Regions from separate parts of the Homo sapiens genome. Here region 1 is linked to region 2. A link is a loop called in an ENCODE intact Hi-C map of the cell type or tissue named here. Cell type or tissue: PC-3. All regions are shown on one strand. Links, peaks and the distances in the headings refer to the core of each region. The heading gives the core; the rest is flanking DNA. Region 1 overlaps CCDC192 (coiled-coil domain containing 192). Region 2 overlaps FBN2 (fibrillin 2).

The links. A loop is a pair of places that touch in the nucleus more often than their neighbours do. Peaks named below come from ENCODE experiments on the same cell type or tissue, not always from the same donor. Only the 100,000 strongest peaks of a DNase experiment are listed, where the experiment ranks them.
Region 1: a loop joins it to region 2, with 27 times the contacts of the local background. A loop is called at or near these places in 7 of 110 quality-filtered maps.

The regions. Positions count from the first base shown.
Region 1 is chr5:127,742,470-127,752,379 of GRCh38, reverse strand. All of the region lies in intron 2 of CCDC192 (coiled-coil domain containing 192), which reads right to left. Among named protein-coding and RNA genes, the nearest start is that of CCDC192, 44 kb to the right of the region's middle. RefSeq lists an enhancer at 1-175. In PC-3, for the core only: a CTCF peak has its summit at 5,452 (motif pointing left); a DNase peak (open chromatin) is centred at 5,459; H3K27me3 peaks cover 1,344 bases.
Region 2 is chr5:128,494,234-128,504,143 of GRCh38, reverse strand. The region is part of intron 5 of FBN2 (fibrillin 2); the gene reads left to right. Among named protein-coding and RNA genes, the nearest start is that of FBN2, 39 kb to the left of the region's middle. In PC-3, for the core only: a CTCF peak has its summit at 5,088 (motif pointing right); a DNase peak (open chromatin) is centred at 5,093.

The DNA of each region.
Region 1 (9,910 bases), core at 1,355-9,354, 750 kb after region 2:
CCTCACACGGCAGGGTACTCCAACAGACCTGCAGCTGAGGGTCCTGTCTGTTAGAAGGAAAACTAACAAACAGAAAGGACATCCACACCAAAAACCCATCTGAACATCACCATCATCAAAGACCAAAAGTAGATAAAACCACAAAGATGGGGAAAAAACAGAGCAGAAAAACTGGAAACTAAAAATCAGAGTGCCTCTCCTCCTCCAAAGGAATGCAGCTCCTCACCAGCAACGGAACAAAGCTGGATGGAGAATGACTTTGATGAGCTGAGGGAAGAAGGCTTCAGACGATCAAATTACTCTGAGCTACGGGAGGACGTTCAAACCAAAGGCAAAGAAGTTGAAAACTTTGAAAAAAATTTAGAAGAATGTATAACTAGAATAACCAATACAGAGAAGTGCTTAAAGGAGCTGATGGAGCTGAAAACCAAGGCTCGAGAACTACGTGAAGAATGCAGAAGCCTCAGGAGCCGATGCGATCAACTGGAAGAAAGGGTATCAGCAATGGAAGAAGAAATGAATGAAATGAAGCGAGAAGGAAAGTTTAGAGAAAAAAGAATACAAAGAAATGAGTAAAGCCTCCAAGAAATATGGGACTATGTGAAAAGACCAAATCTACGTCTGATTGGTGTACCTGAAAGTGATGGGGAGAATGGAACCAAGTTGGAAAACACTCTGCAGGATATTATCCAGGAGAATTTCCCCAGTCTAGCAAGGCAGGCCAACGTTCAGATTCAGGAAATATAGAGAACGCCACAAAGATACTCCTCGAGAAGAGCAACTCCAAGACACATAATTGTCAGATTCACCAAAGTTGAAATGAAGGAAAAAATGTTAAGGGCAGCCAGAGAGAAAGGTCACGTTACCCTCAAAGGGAAGCCCATCAGACTAATAGCGGATCTCTCGGCAGAAACCCTACAAGCCAGAAGAGAGTGGGGGCCAATATTCAACATTCTTAAAGAAAAGAATTTTCAACCCAGAATTTCATATCCAGCCAAACTAAGCTTCATGAGTGAAGGAGAAATAAAATACTTTACAGACAAGCAAATGCTGAGAGATTTTGTCACCACCAGGCCTGCCCTAAAAGAGCTCTTGAAGGAAGTGCTAAACATGGAAAGGAACAACTGGTACCAGCTGCTGCAAAATCATGCCAAGATGTAAAGACCATCGAGACTAGGAAGAAACTGCATCAACTAACGAGCAAAATAACCAGCTAACATCATAATGACAGGATCAAATTCACACATAACAATATTAACTTTAAATGTAAATGGACTAAATGCTCCAATTAAAAGACACAGACTGGCAAATTGGATAAAGAGTCAAGACCCATCAGTGTGCTGTATTCAGGAAACCCATCTCACGTGCAGAGACACACATAGGCTCAAAATAAAAGGATGGAGGAAGATCTACCAAGCAAATGGAAAACAAAAAAAGGCAGGGGTTGCAATCTTAGTCTCTGATAAAACAGACTTTAAACCAACAAAGATCAAAAGAGACAAAGAAGGCCATTACATAATGGTAAAGGGATGAATTCAACAAGAAGAGCTAACTACCCTAAATATATATGCACCCAATACAGGAGCACCCAGATTCATAAAGCAAGTCCTGAGTGACCTACAAAGAGACTTAGACTCCCACACATTAATAATGGGAGACTTTAACACCCCACTGTCAACATTAGACAGATCAACGAGACAGAAAGTCAACAAGGATACCCAGGAATTGAACTCAGCTCTGCACCAAGCGGACCTAATAGACATCTACAGAACTCTCCACCCCAAATCAACAGAATATACATTTTTTTCAGCACCACACCACACCTATTCCAAAATTGACCACATACTTGGAAGTAAAGCACTCCTCAGCAAATGTAAAAGAACAGAAATTATAACAAACTATCTCTCAGACCACAGTGCAATCAAACTAGAACTCAGGATTAAGAATCTCACTCAAAACCCCTCAACTACATGGAAACTGAACAACCTGCTCCTGAATGACTACTGGGTACATAATGAAATGAAGGCAGAAATAAAGATGTTCTTTGAAACCACTGTGAACAAAGACACAACATACCAGAATCTCTGGGATGCATTCAAAGCAGTGTGTAGAGGGAAATTTATAGCACTAAATGCCCACAAGAGAAAGCAGGAAAGATGCAAAATTGACACCCTAACATCACAATTAAAAGAACTAGAAAAGCAAGAGCAAACACATTCAAAAGCTAGCAGAAGGCAAGAAATAACTAAAATCCGAGCAGAAGTGAAGGAAATAGAGACACAAAAAACTCTTCAAAAAATTAATGAATCCAGGAGCTGGTTTTTTGAAAGGATCAACAAAATTGATAGACCGCTAGCAAGACTAATAAAGAAAAAAAGAGAGAAGAATCAAATAGACACAATAAAAAATGATAAAGGGGATATCACCACCGATCCCACAGAAATACAAACTACCATCAGAGAATACTATAAACACCTCTACGCAAATAAACTAGAAAATCTAGAAGAAATGGATAAATTCCTTGACATATACACTCTCCCAAGACTAAACCAGGAAGAAGTTGAATCTCTGAATAGACCAATAACAGGATCTCAAATTGTGGCAATAATCAATAGCTTACCAACCAAAAAGAGTCCAGGACCAGATGGATTCACAGCCAAATTCTACCATAGGTAAAAGGAGGAACTGGTACCATTCCTTCTGAAACTATTCCAATCAATAGAAAAAGAGGGAATCCTCCCTAACTCATTTTATGAGGCCAGCATCATTCTGATACCAAAGCCGGGCAGAGACACAACCAAAAAAGAGAATTTTAGAACAATATCCTTGATGAACATTGATGCAAAAATCCTCAATAAAATACTGGCAAAACGAATCCAGCAGCACATCAAAAAGCTTATCCACCATGATCAAGTGGGCTTCATCCCTGGGATGCAAGGCTGGTTCAATATACGCAAATCAATAAATGTAATCCAGCATATAAAAAGAGCCAAAGACAAAAACCACATGATTATCTCAATAGATGCAGAAAAGGCCTTTGACAAAATTCAACAACCTTTCATGCTAAAAACTCTCAATAAATTAGGTCTTGATGGGACATATTTCAAAATAATAAGAGCTATCTATGACAAACCCACAGCCAATATCCTACTGAATGGGCAAAAACTGGAAGCATTCCCTTTGAAAACTGGGACAAGACAGGGATGCCCTCTCTCACCACTCCTATTCAACATAGTGTTGGAAGTTCTGGCCAGGGCAATTAGGCAGGAGAAGGAAATAAAGGATATTCAATTAGGAAAAGAGGAAGTAAGTCAAATTGTCCCTGTTTGCAGATGACATGATTGTATATCTAGAGAACCCCATTGTCTCAGCCCAAAATCTCCTTAAGCTGATAAGCAACTTCAGCAAAGTCTCAGGATACAAAATCAATGTGCAAAAATCACAGGCATTCCTATACACCAACAACAGACAAACAGAGAGCCAAATCATGAGTGAACTCCCATTCACAATTGCTTCAAAGAGAATAAAATACCTAGGAATCCAACTTACAAGGGATGTGAAGGACCTCTTCAAGGAGAACTACAAACCACTGCTCAAGGAAATAAAAGAGGATACAAACAAATGGAAGAACATTCCATGCTCATGGGTAGGAAGAATCAATATTGTGAAAATGGCCATACTGCCCAAGGTAATTTACAGATTCAATGCCATCCCCATCAACCTACCAATGCCTTTCTTCACAGAATTGGAAAAAACTACTTTAAAGTTCATATGGAACCAAAAAAGAGCCCAAATCGCCAAGTCAATCCTAAGCCAAAAGAACAAAGCTGGAGGCATCACACTACCTGACTTCAAACTATACTACAAGGCTACAGTAACCAAAACAGCATGGTACTGGTACCAAAACAGAGATATAGATCAATGGAACAGAACAGAGCCCTCAGAAATAACGCCGCATATCTACAACTATCTGATCTTTGACAAACCTGAGAAAAACAAGCAATGGGGAAAGGATTCCCTATTTAATAAATGGTGCTGGGAAAACTGGCTAGCCATATGTAGAAAGCTGAAACTGGATCCCTTCCTTACACCTTATACAAAAATCAATTCAAGATGGATTAAAGACTTAAACGTTAGACCTAAAACCATAAAAACCCTAGAAGAAAACCTAGGCATTACCATTCAGGACATAGGCATGGGCAAGGACTTCATGTCTAAAACACCAAAAGCAATGGCAACAAAAGACAAAATTGACAAATGGGATCTAATTAAACTAAAGAGCTTCTGCACAGCAAAAGAAACTACCATCAGAGTGAACAGGCAACCTACAGAATGGGAGAAAATTTTTGCAACCTACTCATCTGACAAAGGGCTAATATCCAGAATCTACAATGAACTCAAACAAATTTACAAGAAAAAAACAAACAACTCCATCAAAAAGTGGGCAAAGGACATGAACAGACACTTCTCAAAAGAAGACATTTATGCAGCCAAAAAACACATGAAAAAATGCTCACCATCACTGGCCATCAGAGAAATGCAAATCAAAACCACAATGAGATACCATCTCACACCAGTTAGAATGGCAATCATTAAAAAGTCAGGAAACAACAGGTGCTGGAGAGGATGTGGAGAAATAGGAACACTTTTACACTGTTGGTGGGACTGTAAACTAGTTCAACCATTGTGGAAGTCAGTGTGGTGATTCCCCAGGGATCTAGAACTGGAAATACCATTTGACCCAGCCATCCCATTACTGGGTATATACCCAAAGGACTATAAATCATGCTGCTATAAAGACACATGCACACGTATGTTTATTGCGGCATTATTCACAATAGCAAAGACTTGGAACCAACCCAAATGCCCAACAATGACAGACTGGATTAAGAAAATGTGGCACATATACACCATGGAATACTATGCAGCCATAAAAAATGATGAGTTCATGTCCTTTGTAGGGACATGGATGAAATTGGAAACCATCATTCTCAGTAAACTATCACAAGGACAAAAAACCAAACACCGCATATTCTCACTCATAGGTGGGAATTGAACAATGAGATCACATGGACACAGGAAGGGGAACATCACACTCTGGGGACTGTTGCGGGGTGGGGAGAGGGGGGAGGGATAGCATTGGGAGATATACCTAATGCTAGATGACGAGTTAGTGGGTGCAGCACACCAGCATGGCACATGTATACGTATGTAACTAACCTGCACAATGTGCACATGTACCCTAAAACTTAAAGTATAACAATAAAAAAATAAATAAATAAAAAAGAAACAAGAAATAAAAAAAAAAAAGAATGAACTGCATTCCTACATACCTTAAAGGTCTAACTTCTGCTTTATTTTTTTCCCTATGGCTTATGAGACCACTGATTTTACATGTGTGCATTTCCTGATGATACAATAGAGCCATCTGGTGGTAAATGAAACCAGGCATAAAAATACAGCATTCATTCAGTTTTTGTAATTGTTCATACTATACATTGAACCTTGAGTCTCTGCCACTGGCCTCTGATATAAACAGAATTCTATGGGAGGAGGGGCAAAAAAATATTGCTACGTCACCAACAGCCTGGCTCCACAGTCAAGTTCTGCCACTACAGGTGCATACTCACCCTCAAAAGTTTGCCATTAGGGGAGGAATATCTTAGGCTGGAATGGTGATACTAGGAAGTGAACCAATTGTCCTCGGATCCCTGATGGTTCCAGTAATTTCAAAAATGGGTTCAAAAATTCTCAAAAAAAAAAAAAAGGCTTTAAACAAAATTCTTGTGTATTTACACTTAGAGATGAATACATGTTGTAAGACATTATATGCAGAAATGGGGAATTGTCATGAGGCCAAACTATTTTTAAAAGATTGAGAATCTCTGATCTAGACTGCTATTTCCAGGGAAAATTTTCTTGTTGAATGTTTGATCTCAAGAAGAAGTTTTTAAAATTTGTATGAGTAGACTCAGCAAGATTGTCTAATCCATATCTCCAGGCCTTCTCCAAACACCCAAAATTTCCCTGGCTAAGAAGAACAAACATTTCCATAAGACAAAAGCAATATAAGTCAAAGCCAAATGAAACAGGCATAAACGAGGACTGTTATTAAATAACATAGGACTTTTCATACAGACAAATTTAGGAAATTGTCATCTGTTTTAGGACAGAGAAAGACCTGAGCAAACTGTGGAGAATGCAAAGTCAGTCTTTTACACCTTCACTCCAGCTGCAGTGAGCACACCCTGCTCTCTGACCTGCCTTTCAGCTTCTCCCACTCCCTTACGGGAAAGAGCTTATACAAAAGCAAGCACTTTTTAAATAGGAGGTAACCCCATTAACAGAAAAAAGGCAAACAAAAATGAAGTCAAGAACAATTTCAAAAATAAGTAAACACATAAAGATAGAGGTCTGGGAGGTGGATATGTGGTTTCAAAGACTAAAAAAGTTAGATGTGTTCAGTTGTTGTCCCAGTTTTGCAAGGTGCAATGGCAGAAGGGCAGAAAGATAGGACTTCCATAATTAATTTTATTTTACTTCCAGGTACGTGTGGACACATGCAATTTGTATTAATAATGAAAATGAATACTTTCAGTGGTTAAAGTAGTTGCAAGTGAATAATACTAATCAACAGTCTGTTATATGACATCAAAATGATGAAAATATAGGCAATATATAGGTGTTTGGGAATTGAACCTGTGTATGGATTTCCAAATGGTAAATTCCAACAATTTAATAAAAATTCTCTTTGTTAATTTCTACTTTTTGTCTTAAAATTGTCTACCTAAATATAAAGTTATTATCTAAATACAGATACCTAATGTAGCCAAGATGATCAATCTAAAATGATACTAAATAACACTAAAAATTCAATAAACTCTTTGATTACAGTAAAGACACCTGACTATTATTATGCATGGATGTTGAGGTTGATAGTTTACTAACTGAACAAATCTTATATGACATTGTAAGAGTAGACTTCATTTTGGTTGCAAAGGTTTCTCATTGGATAATTTAAAAGAAAATTTGCATATTATTTTCTAATTTTATATTTCTTGATTTCTTAATCTATTCCAGTACCTTCTCATTATCCTCTACCTTGCTGTTAAGCCTTTATTTCTCTGTCCTAAAATGACAGCTGTACAAACTCTTTGACCCTTAAGGATTGGCTCAAGGTTTCTGACTGATCCAACTTCATGTGCGGTATCTAGAAAGATTCCTGTCTGCAGAAGACAGATGGGACTTTGCTGAACAGTAAGTAGGAGCCTGATAAATAATTGTTGATTGATTAAAGGCTCGGCAGTCAAGGAAGGTGGCTGTACCAGAGCAGGCAGTCCTTCATGCTGAGAGGCTATAACAGTGACTTCTTTGAGCAATACTTTTCATGCATCTGACCTGGGACATTGACAGGGATCAGAGCCACAGAGAAGCTCTGCTTGCCATGGTCAGGGGCCAGATGTGCAGATGAGGGCAAGAATGTGGTCACGAGGTTGAGTGATGGAACGGTTGTTTTAAGAATTGAATGAGGTAAAGCAGGTAAATGCTTTGACAGAAGAAGTGCTCAATAAATGTTAATAATTCCATTATCCCAATTCCTTTAAAGAGAATAATTTGGTATTAAGACTCTCTAGCTTATTTTAAAACCCAAGTAAAAGAAAATACCCATGGGGACACTTTTGTAACAGCAAGTGACCAAACAGCAGTGGGAAATTCAATCAAGTTTGTAATTAAGAACAGTTAATGTATTAAATATGTGCATGTGCATTTATTTAAGAGCAAGATTTTTAAATAAAAGTGTGGTTATGGCAAATTTCACCATTGTGGAAGAGCATTTTGACATAGGTCAGTTTTGGAGAATTCAGTTTCTCTAAAATCTGAGGCTTCTAATATGTCAGGGTTCCAGCAGCAGCCCCTGCTCAGTGGTACAGTAACTTCCTGCCAGATAAACACATTTTACAAATATCCTGTTTGATATCTATTCATTACTGCTGTCCATTCCTCTCTCCTTCTGCTTGACAGGCACCTATCACCCTATTCTTCCTTACCCTTCTTCAACCTACTCATTTTCTCATGCAGATTCAAGTCTTTCCCCAGCTGATCATCTTCTCCCCAACCTACCACCCATGCCTCAGCCCCTCACCCTGGGCACATTTATTTCATCTCTCCCCGCTCCCCTTTCATGATCAGAATTCACATCACAGTGGTAATTTCATCATTCTCATGTTCTTTTGTGTTTAGCGTTTTCAATAGTTTCTTTTTTTTTTTCCTTTTTTTTTTTTTTTTGAGACGGAGTCTCGCTCTGTAGCCCAGGCTGGAGTGCAGTGGCGCAACCTCGGCTCACTGCAAGCTCTGCCTCCTGGGTTCATGCCATTCTCCTGCCTCAGCCTCCCGAGTAGCTGGGACTACAGGCGCCCGCCACCATGCCTGGCTAATTTTTTTGTATTTTTTTAGCAGAGACGGGGTTTCACCGTGTTAAGCCAGGATGGTCTCGATCTCCCGACCTCGTGATCCACCCGCCTCGGCTTCCCAAAGTGCAGGGATTACAGGCGTGAGCCACCGCGCCTGGCCCTGCAATAGTTTCTTATACTAAATTGCCCATTTCTACTTAGGCAAATATTTAAAAACTCAATTTTCCTGGCTCTAATCCACTCCAGTGAAAACAGTATTCCTCTGTGTTTGGGTTTGCCTCAATAGTCACCTAAGAAGATGTTTAAATTAGAAATGTGAACAAACTACAACTAGTTGTTGAAATGCCCATCTATATGGCTGAGCAGGTGGTGGCCCTGGGAGGATGGTGGCCTGGATGAGCACAACCTAAGGAGCACTCTTCTTGTAATCTGGAAGGCATGGTCTATATCTGACTTGATTCTAAGTGACCATGTGACTTTGGACCAGCTACTTCATTTGTCTGCGTCTCAACATTTTCATCTTTAAATGAAGAATGTATTGATCAAGACAGCAGGAAATAGATGGCTACTCCAATGCAGAAACCGAGGAGAGTTAAACGAAGGGATGATTTAGAAGGTGTGGGTAAGATTAAAGGAACCAACAAAGGTTGGTGAAGCATTTCCTGGAAGTACGGGTGCCCTTTGCCTTATCTTGACCTGAAGAGGTAGGGGAAGAGCAAAACTGACAAGTCTAGAAAGAAAGCTTGAGGAGAGGAACACAGCCACGGCCAACTATGTCTAGGCAGTCTTGGTGGTTGGAGGGAAGCGGGGAGGGGAAATGAACCAGCGGAGTAAATAGCCTGACCTTCTCTCTTCTCATCCCCTCTTCTCCTGTCTGTGTCTCTCTTGGGCTGAACTCATCAAGCCAGAGGGCAAGAGAACCCAAATAAATGTCCAGCGAGATCAGCGTTCCCTGAAAAGATGAGTTGGGAAGGGTGGAGAGTGGATAGGGAGGAGGAAACAAAAAAACCTCAGCCCAAAGGGGTTTAATTATATTAGTGGTTCCCAAATGCCACCCCATAGATCAGTGTTGGTTTGTGATAACATTTGTGCCAACCAGCAACAAAAGGACAAGGCAAACTTTTAAAGAGAACATTGTGAATTTTTCATGAAGCCAAATTGATTCCACTTTGAAGACTGTCATTTATTCTGAGATTATAATCATTCTGCTTTCTTTGGTGTTAAGAGGATATTTCTTTAACAAATGATGGTGGTACATGGAAATTATTGTGTTTTAGTGTCTTGAAAAAAATTGAAAAGTTGGCAGTCCTATGAGAACTAACCCTAATTATTTTGGGTGTGAAAATTCTTACTGGTTTATGAAATCTAAGTATAGAGACCTCCTATCTAAATGATCTCTGTTAAATTGTGAATTGAATGTTTTATCAGGTGACCTTTCCAGAACTAGAGTCCCTGAATTCCCCTGGACCTAGTCCAAGATGCACCTGTATTCTATATCA
Region 2 (9,910 bases), core at 1,063-9,062:
TCCCAAACCTCAATTCTTGACTTCTGTGCACTCACAGGCCCAACACCATGTGGAAGCCACCAAGGTTTAGGGCTTACAACCTCTGAAGCAACAGCCTGAGCTGTACATTGGCCCCTTTTAGCCACAGCTGGAGCTGGAGCAGCTGAGATGCAGGGCACTATGTCCCAAGGCTGCATAGAGCGGGGTTTGAGTGTGGGGGGCCTGGGGACCAGGCCCAGGAAACCATTTTTTCCTCCCAGACCTCCAGGCCTGTGATGGAAGGGGCTGCCATGAAGGTCTCTGACATGCCCTGGAGACATTTTTCCCATTGTCTTGGGGATTAACATTTGGTTCCTCATTACTTGGGCAAATTTCTACAGCTGGCTTGAATTTCTCCCCAGAAAATGGTGTTTTCTTTTCTATCACATTGTCAGGCTGCAATTTTTTTCAAACTTTTATGACCTGCTTCCTCTTGAATGCTTTGCCACTTAGAAAGTTCTTCCACCAGATATCCTAAATCATCTCTCTCAAGCTCGAAGTTCCACAGACCTCTAGGACAGGGGCAAAATGCTGCCAGTATCTGTGCATATCAAGAGTGGCATTTACTCCAGTTCCCAACAAGTTCCTCATCTCCATCTGAGACCACCTCAGCCTGGACTTTTTGATCAAATCCATTCAACAAGTCTCCAGGAAGTTCCAAACTTTCCCACATCTTCCTGTCTTCTGAGCCCTCCAAACTGTTCCAGCCTCTGCCTGTTACCCAGTTCCATAGTCTCTTCCACATTTTCAGGTGTCTTTACAGCACCACCCCACTATCTGATAACAATTTACTGTATTAGTAGTCTGTTCTCATGCCACTAATAAAGACATACCTGAGACTGGGTGATTTATAAAGGAAAAAGGTTTAGTTGACTCACATTTCCACATGTCTGGGAGGCCTCATAATCATGGCAGAAGGTGAATGAGGATCAAAGTCATGTCTTACAGACAGCAGGCAAGAGAGCTTGTGCAGGAGAACTCCCCTTTGTAAAACCATCAGATCTCCTGAGATTTATTCACTACCATGAGAACAGTATGGGGGAAACTGTCCCTGTGATTCAGTTATCTCCACCTGGCCCCACCCTTGTTATTACAATTCAAGGTGAGATTTGGGTGGGGAATGGCCAAACCACATCAGCTGGGAAGTCAGGAAATGTAACTAGAAAAATAGTCAGGGTATGTTTTTATAATTTATTGTCCTATCACTTCTTCTCAAAGAGTTAAAAGCTAAATTTATGTTGAACAAAGAAAGTGTCATAGCACATAAAGAAGAGGAATTTTCTGCCTGCTTATTTTTGTTCCTTGAAAGCTTTTCTTCTTACAAAAATTAGTGCAAAATTTTTTAAAAATTATTATTTTAGATTTACTTTCAACATTATATAAACCACTTCCTAATCTCATTTGTTTTGTAAAATTTTAAAATCTGATTAAAATACTTAGGCCACAATTTCTTGATTTACCAACATTATACAATCTCTTTTATCTCTCCACCATAAGGGGAGTAAGTATGATATCTTTTATTGTTGCTTTTTTTCACCTCACCTATAGATTGATTCAATTTTTGTCAAGTGATTTTTCTAGGCTCTGCTTGAGTGCCTTCTTATTGTGTATAATGTTGATTTGTTGCTTTATACTTAAATTCCAACTTGGATAAGTTTAACTTGGGTGTTTGTACCTTTTTCCCTTCATATTTCTGTATATATGATCCAATTATCTTCTGACATTGAATGTGTTGTGGAGAAGTCTGACTCTAGCCTGATTTTTCTTCTCCTAAGTCACTTGCTGTTTTTTCCTGGATGCTCAAAGAGTTTTTACTTTATAATTATTTTTTTTTTTTTGTTCTGTATAAGTTTTAGTGAAAAGCATGTGATCATTTGATTGGAATGATAGACTTCTTCCTTAATTTTGGAGAAACGTTCTATTGTTTCTTTGAGCTGTTTGTACCTTTTTCCTTCCATATTTCTGTAGATAGGATCCAATTGTTTTCTGGCATTGTGTGTGCTATGAAGAAGTCTGACTCTAGCCTGATCTTTCTTCTCCTAAGTCACTTGCTGTTTTTTCCTGGATACCCAAAGGGTTTTTACTTTATAATCATGTATATATTTTTTTCTGTACTAGTTTTAGTGAAAAGCATGTGATCATTTGATTTGGAATGATAGTCTTCTTCCTTAATTTTGGAGAAATGTTCTGTTGTGTCTTCGAGTCATTTTTCTCCATTTTTAGGTTCTCTACTTCAAGTATATTGATTTCTTTTTTTAGACTTTTGATCTTTTATCCACTCTTTACTTCTTTTGATCTTTATCAGTAATTCTTTTTAGCAGTGTCTGTTCTGTTGTTTTTGCCAATTAGTGTAATGGTTTTATAATCATATAAGATATCTTACTTTGTTTTTAGTTTATTTAGAAGTTTCTCTTTTATTTCACTGTTTTGTTTGATCATTTAGACTTTATTTAGCCCTTTTGTTACTGAATTCATTTCCTTATATATTTATTAACAAATAGCTTTGTAATACAAAGAAATCATGCATAATTTTCTTTTGTTTTCTCATTATTTTTTCCTACAATGCAGTATTCTTTTCTTAATCTGCTTTGTGTATTAGGAAAAAATTATAGTATGGTACATAGTTCCCGACCCATTTCTTTCTGTCTTCTGCTTCCTTGAAATGGGCTTTTGCATTAATTTGGTATAGATGAATTTTTCTTTTCTCCCTTTCAGAATTACCTAGGGATTGTTTTCCTTCCCTAGCTCCTGTTTGAGAGCCAGGTATTTCAAGTGCATTATGTTCTGAGCCCCTATGAGGAAAGGAAGAGCACAGCTGGGATTTGGGCAGCAGTGATGAAAGGATCTGAGCTCTGTACTTTCTCAGGTTATTCTTCACATATTTTGTGTCAGGATCACTCCCTCTTGTCATGGAAGTATTCTTTTTCAAAGAGGATATCCCTGAAATTTGAATGATTGCTCCCATTTCAGCTACAGGACCTGATGCACCATTGCTATCAGAAAATCTTGCTTGGTGTTAGTTTTCTGTATTTGTCTCATCATTCCTCAGCATTAGTCTGTCTTCCTTATTGTGATTGTAAGGGGCTTCACCCCAGCCTGCTGCTCCCTGAGAATCCTTTGTTCTTATGTTCTTTGTGCTTAATGCTGAGGATAACTAACCCTGTGTGATGATATAATTCTGTCTTCACTGTCCAGTTTTCTCCCATCTGGTAGAGATCACAATGACTGGGCCTTTCTGTTTTTTTATTTTTGTTTTTGTTTTTGTTTTTTCTTCGAATGCGATGTTATGTGGGTAGGTAGGGATTTTAGTCCTATAATTTTTAACTAATTTATCCATAAGCTAAAGACGAACTCAGCTCTTCAGAAGGAATAGTCAGATTTCGGCCGGGCGCGATGGCTCACGCCTGTAATCCCAGCACTTTAGGAGGCCGAGGCAGGCGGATCACGAGGTCAGGAGATCGAGACCATCCTGGCTAACATGGTGAAACTCCGTCTTTACTAAAAATACAAAAAATTAGCCGGGTGCGGTGGCAGGCGCCTGTAGTCCCAGCTACTCGAGAGAGGCTGAGGCGGGAGAATGGCGTGAACCCGGGAGGCGGAGCTTGCAGTGGGCCGAGATCGCGCCACAGCAGTCCGGCCTGGGTGGAAGAGCGAGACCCTGTCTGAAAAAAAAAAAAAAAAAAAAAAAAAAAAAAGAATTGTCAGAGTCTCATCATTTTCATTCCCTATATCATTTGAGGGAAGAGGGGTTATGACACTCTTCCGTTTCATTCCTTGTCTGTTGTTTTTCAAACATGTCAGGAATTTGGGCATATTTCTTCTTTAGCTGCTGACAGTAAAAGTGTTGTTAGTTTCATTTGACCTTTGTTGTTGTTGTTGTTGTTGTTGTTGTTGTTGATATTAGCTGTGGGAAAGGGAGACTCTGTGATATGGTTTTACTCTACTGTATTTTCCAGGAATTTTTTTTATCACATTTAAAAAGTTTTTGACCTGAAATCTATCTAAAGTCACACAGAAAGCCAGGAGGAGGGGCTTCCAATCGAAGATGATATAGTTTGTGATACTGCAGCTGACATTTAAGACTAATATTGTTGCACTTTATTAAGTGCATATTACTCAATCAAGAAACGTTAATTCTGTGGGTGCCTCATCTTCTGCGAATTAAAGACTGTGTTTCCCATGACCATACTTAATGTCGTGGTTTAATGCATGCAAACTTTTTGCATATGGGCAAAGCCTTATGTTTGTGAATGTCTTCATCTGATTTAGAAATAGCACACAAAGTACATTCCAAATCTTGAACAAGATGGTTTTCATCTTAAAAAAAAAAAGAATTAAGTTCTGAATGTCACAGTAGAGAGTTTAGTTAGAATTTAACAGATTACTGTGTTCTTGAGCGTGTCAATTTACAAGTAATTTCTTGTTTGAAAAATGAGGACATTGGGCTAGATCAGTGTTTACTCATCTTGCTTGGTCATAAGAATCACCAGAGTATTTTTGTCAACAGTATTGATTCCCACATCTGTTCCTTGGAGATTCAAATTCAGTACTCTGAATACAGTGATTTGCAACCATTGTTGCTTATTATCATCACCAGGGAGTTTTTAAAAATCTCGGCACTCAGGCTTCATCCCCTATCAATTACATAAGAATCTCTGGAGCCATAGGACCCATGGCCAAACATTAGCATTTTTTAAAGCCCGCGAAGTAATTGTGCTATAAGGTGAAGTTTGTGAAACATTGGTATAGCATGAGGCCCTTACAAAGTACCCCAGGGCATTTTTATAATTAGCTAGGCTTAAGAAATCATTTATTAAAATATCTCTAATATTTTATCCAATAATTCAATTTTCACATTGAATAGTGCCTAAAATGAAGCCACTCTGGGTATAATTTACTACTAGATTATTTTGAAAGATTTATAATGTCTTAAAATTCTGTTACCAGAATAGATTTTGCCTCTCTCTGATGAGGCAACGCTGGATTTGGAATAGTCAACTTTATGTTAAGGTTTTCTCCATCTCTCATACTTTTAAATCCCAATGTAAGAAGTACATACTCCCTGCAGGGGGCAAAATTGAGCCAAGAATGTTTATAATAGCTTCGAATCTTGGCTTGGTTACTATGTGGTAAACTAAGAAATAACCCAAATAAACTTTAAAAATAATATGTAGAATGACTTGTAAATGAATGGGAAGCTTTATCTAGTTTTTTAAAAAGGAAAATCCTACTCGTTTGAAGGAAATTAATGACAAATCTTGCTAAAACTAAATCTGTATCTTAATCAGTTATTACATTATAGATTTGTAGATTATAGTAAGATTGTAGAGATCATAGTGAAATATATAAAGGAATGTAACCCTGCACACTTTTTAAGTACTACTTATATAATACTTCTCTTTTTAGAATAATTACTGACATTCATAAGTATTCATTTCTTATTTCACAGTTATGTATTTTCTATTGTTTATGACTCTACAAAGCTATAAATAAGTATAGTTTATTTCCCTGCATTTGAGTGAAGCCAGAGGAACTTGAGCTCTCTCTTGTAAAAATATAAATAATTTGTGAAGGAGGTGGTGTCTGAAGAGTCGTTTGATAAAAAGACAGTTTGAGGGCTTGGTTGGTGCTAGGGAATACCAAGGTCCATTTTTTCAGGCACAGAGCACTTGAGGATAAAAACCTAGAGCTGAACTAGACAAGATCAAAGAACAGCTGAGCAGATAATGGAGAAGGAGTTGGAGGAGTGAGGAAGGTACTTTGGGAAATCCCAGTGGAAAGTGCTATATTCATTAATTATCCCGTGACTGGTGAGATGTTGGAGATTTTTGCTTCCATTGGCTGTTATGTATGAACAAGAAAATATATGAGATTTTGCATAAGCCCTAGCCAGACTCTTCAGTAACTTCCAGGTCCCTGTGGGGCCATGCAAGAATCACTTTGATGGTGTCAACCTTCAGAATGGTTTGGGTTTGAATGGTCATCTCTTTCTGGAGTCCCCAAAGGAAGCAAATGTGCTCTGCCCTCTGCATTCCCAGTAATGTGTCTGACACACTGGTCCAACTCTGGGCTCTGCCATGCCTCTCTCCTGCCTCCCTCTGATGTCTCACAGTCCTCCTCAGGACAGAGGGGTTGGGCTTCCTTTTGCTTTTGCTTTTCCTTTTCCTAGTTTCAGGTGGGTGTCAGAAAGGGATAAATTGGTTGAGGCATGAGGGGTTCTAAATTGGGAGTTATTTCACTAAGTATGTTCTGGCATATATAAAGAATTTGGTACATTGCATGATACAAATGGCTAATAATTTTTTTCTGTTACTTAACTAGAATTATGAAACAAACTCTCCTAATCATTCAGTTAAAACTGTTTGGAGATTTTGTGTTAATTATTTTAACTATCACGTTACCAGGAATATTGAAATATGGCTCCACCTCTTCCACTAGCTCAGAGACATCACTGTGAACTAGAAAAAACACCCCCTTTTAAAAACACTTTATTGCCAGAAATTTGTCATGATAAAACATAGAAGTCTAGATCGACTATACTTTGAATTACCTGTGCCTGGAGACTGCAGTATGCCTTTCCTTTTACGTGCTGGTTCTGGATGGTTCAGGCCACTTTCTTGAGTGTTACGATGACAACAAAGCAAATCCCTAAAATTACTTAACCACTTTGTACAAGTTTGAAGTGGACTTGTTGCCCCCACTATTTTGTTCCTCATCCATTTGGGATTAGATTTGTGATGATTATCAAACCAGATCCTAGAAATTCAGCTCATAGTTCAAAGTGGCCCAAGAAAGTGTAATCCACAAATCTCTGAGGATCTAGGATTTCTGGTGTGTACTCATCCATGGTACATCCACATGTGTCATTGTTAAGTTTTCCTAAGTCTGGTGTTTGGTATTCCAGGTGTTGACATGTCATCAGGCTGCCCTTCATTATAACTCAAAACAAGGAACCTATTTCTGTACCTCACTCCCATCTGTTGAAGACACTTAGGAAAGGATATCCTTCAGTCTTAAATCATTGTTCAATTTGTTCTTTTTCTATTTCTTTCTTTCATGGAATATCTTTTCATTTATATTTTTAAACATTTATTTCAACAATGTTTTATACATTTCAGAGTATAGTTTCGTACTTCTTTTGTCAAATTTATTTCTATTTTATTCTTTTTAGTGCTATTGTAATAGAGTTGTTTCAGTTTTATTTTTGAAACATTTATTTCCAGTGTACAGTAATGCAGTTGAGTTTTGTGTATTGATGTTGTATCTTGCAATCTTGCAGAACTTGTTAATTCTAATAGTCTTCAATGGATAATTTAGGATTTTACATGTATTATATATTAAATATATTTTTTCATAATGTATATTTTATAATATACATGAAATGCGTGAGTGTTGCCATCTACAAATAGAGATGGTTTTACTTCTCTCATTCCAACATGGATGCTTTTTCTTTTCTTTTCTTGTCTGATTCTGGCTGGAACCTCTGGTACAAATGTTGAATAGAAGTGGCAAGATCAGATTTCCTTGTCCTAGTCTGATCTTACGCGGAACGTAACAAGTATTTCACCATTAAATATGATATTATCTATGAGTTTTTTGTAGAGGCCCTTTATTATGCTGAGGAAGTTCCCTTCTACTCCTAGTTTTTTAGTGTTTTTATTATGAAACTTGTTCTTTTCTGTGTATATTGAGATGCTCATATGGTTTTTGTCCTTTATTCTGTTGATATGGTGTATTACAATGATTGATTTACATATCCTCAAATTCCTTGGATTAATCCCACTGGGTCGTGGTATATAATCTTTTTTATATATTGTTGGATTTGGTTTGCTAGTATTTTGTTGAAGATTTTTGCTTTTATATTTACATAGAATATTGTCTGTAGTTTTCTTTTCTTTTGATATCTTTGTATGATTTTGGTATCAGTGTAATTGTGACCTCATAGAGTGACTGGAGAAGTGTTCTTTCCTCTTATTATTTTGGAAAAGTTTGTGAAAAATTGGTATTGTTATTTAAATGTTTGGTAGAATTTACCAGTAAAGCCATCTGGGCCTGGGCCTTTCTTTGTGGATAGTTTCTCTATCCCTAAGTGAATCCCTTTACCTACTATAAATTAGTAATTAGAAAATAATTACTCATTAATTGGAAAATCCAATTTTCTAATTACTCTAGAGTCACTGTTGGTAATTTCTATCTTTCTAGAAACTTGTCCATTTCATATGTCTGATTTGTTGGTAAACTTGTTCACTTCATGTTCAGAGTATTACTTCATTATCCTCTTTATTTCTGTAAAGTCAGTAATAATGCTCCCTCTTTCATTGTTGATGTTAGTATAAATAATTTGAGTCTTCTCTTTTTTATAGAGGTGGGGTCAGTCTAGCTAAAGGTTTGCCAACTTTATCTGCCAGAGAACCACCTTTTGATTTTGTTGATTTTTCTCTTACTTTTCTATTTTCTATTTTATTAGTACCTTCTCTGATCATTATTATTTGCTTCTTTCTGATTGCATTAGGTCAAGTTAGCACTTTTTCCAGAGTCTTAAGGCTTTTTATCCTTAATTGTTATGATAAAAAGTCAGCTGTTGACAGTTGTCTTTTTGTCTTTAATGTTTTTACTGTGATATGTCTACATTTGGATATCTTTGCATTTTTACTACTTAAACTTTGTTAAACTTCTTGGAGGTATAAATTAATAGTGTTTCATCAAGTTTGGAAGTTTTCTGCTGTTTCTCTGAATATCTTTTACTGTTCTTTTCCTCCTCTTCCTCTGGTATTTCCTTTATTGCGTATTTTTGGTGTGCTTAATGGTGTCCCACATTTCCCTGAAGCTTTGTTCACATTTCTTCATTCTTTTTTATTTTTTTCCTCTGCTTTTCAAATTGTATACTCTCTATAGATCTATCACCAGAAATTCACTGATCCTTTCTTTTGCGAGTTCCAATCTACTCTTGATTATCTCCAGGGAATTTTTTATTTCAATTATTGTACTTTCTATCTCCAGAATTTCTACTTGGTTCTTTTTATAGTTTGTCTTCTCATTGATGATATTCTCACTTTGACGAGACATTGTCAGTAAACCTTGTTTTTTCAGCATGGCTTCCTTTAGGTTTTGGGACATACTCATAATGACTGCTTTGAGGTATTTGTCTGTTAAGGCTGGTCCTGAGTTCTCTCTAAGGACATTTCTGTTGCTTGCTTTTTTTCCTGTGTACTATGGACACACTTTCTGTTTCTTCACATATCATAGTTTTTTTGTTGAAAACTCTACATTAAAATAAGATACTGCAGCACCTTTTGATACTGCCCACACCCCAGGGTCTTGATACTATTGTTTAATTATTTTGTTTAGTGCCTTGGCTGGACGATCTTAGTGAAGTCTGTTTCTTCTGCAGTGGAAAGCCTTTCATGCTGCCCCCCAGAGGCACAGTCTTGAACATGTGCCCAGTTAACCTGGGATGACAGTGGTTTTAACAGTGCTCTCTTTTACTGTTCTTGTCCCTGATCTGTTAAGCTGTTGGCTTCTGTTAGTATCACACCCATCTGTTAGGCCTCACTAATTTCTGACTGATTTCTTAATTGTTTTTTTACAATGCCCTGGGGTATAAATTGCTCCATAGTCTGATCCAGTTAAATCCAGGACCCTTTGCAGGATAAATTTTTGGGGCCAGCCTTTGAGCCTCTGACTCCAAAAAGACTTCTTAGCTGTCTCTTTCTCTAAACTAACTGGCCATGGCTTAGCTGAATGCCCTCATAAAGCTACCAGCCTCCTTTTAATTGCCTACCATCAAAATCTCCATTTCCAAAGCACTTTCAGATTTGAACTTCCCTACTTTATCTATTTTAAATAAAGTCAGTTCCTTTGGAAAGAGTTTCAGAGGTCTTTCTTCTTATGG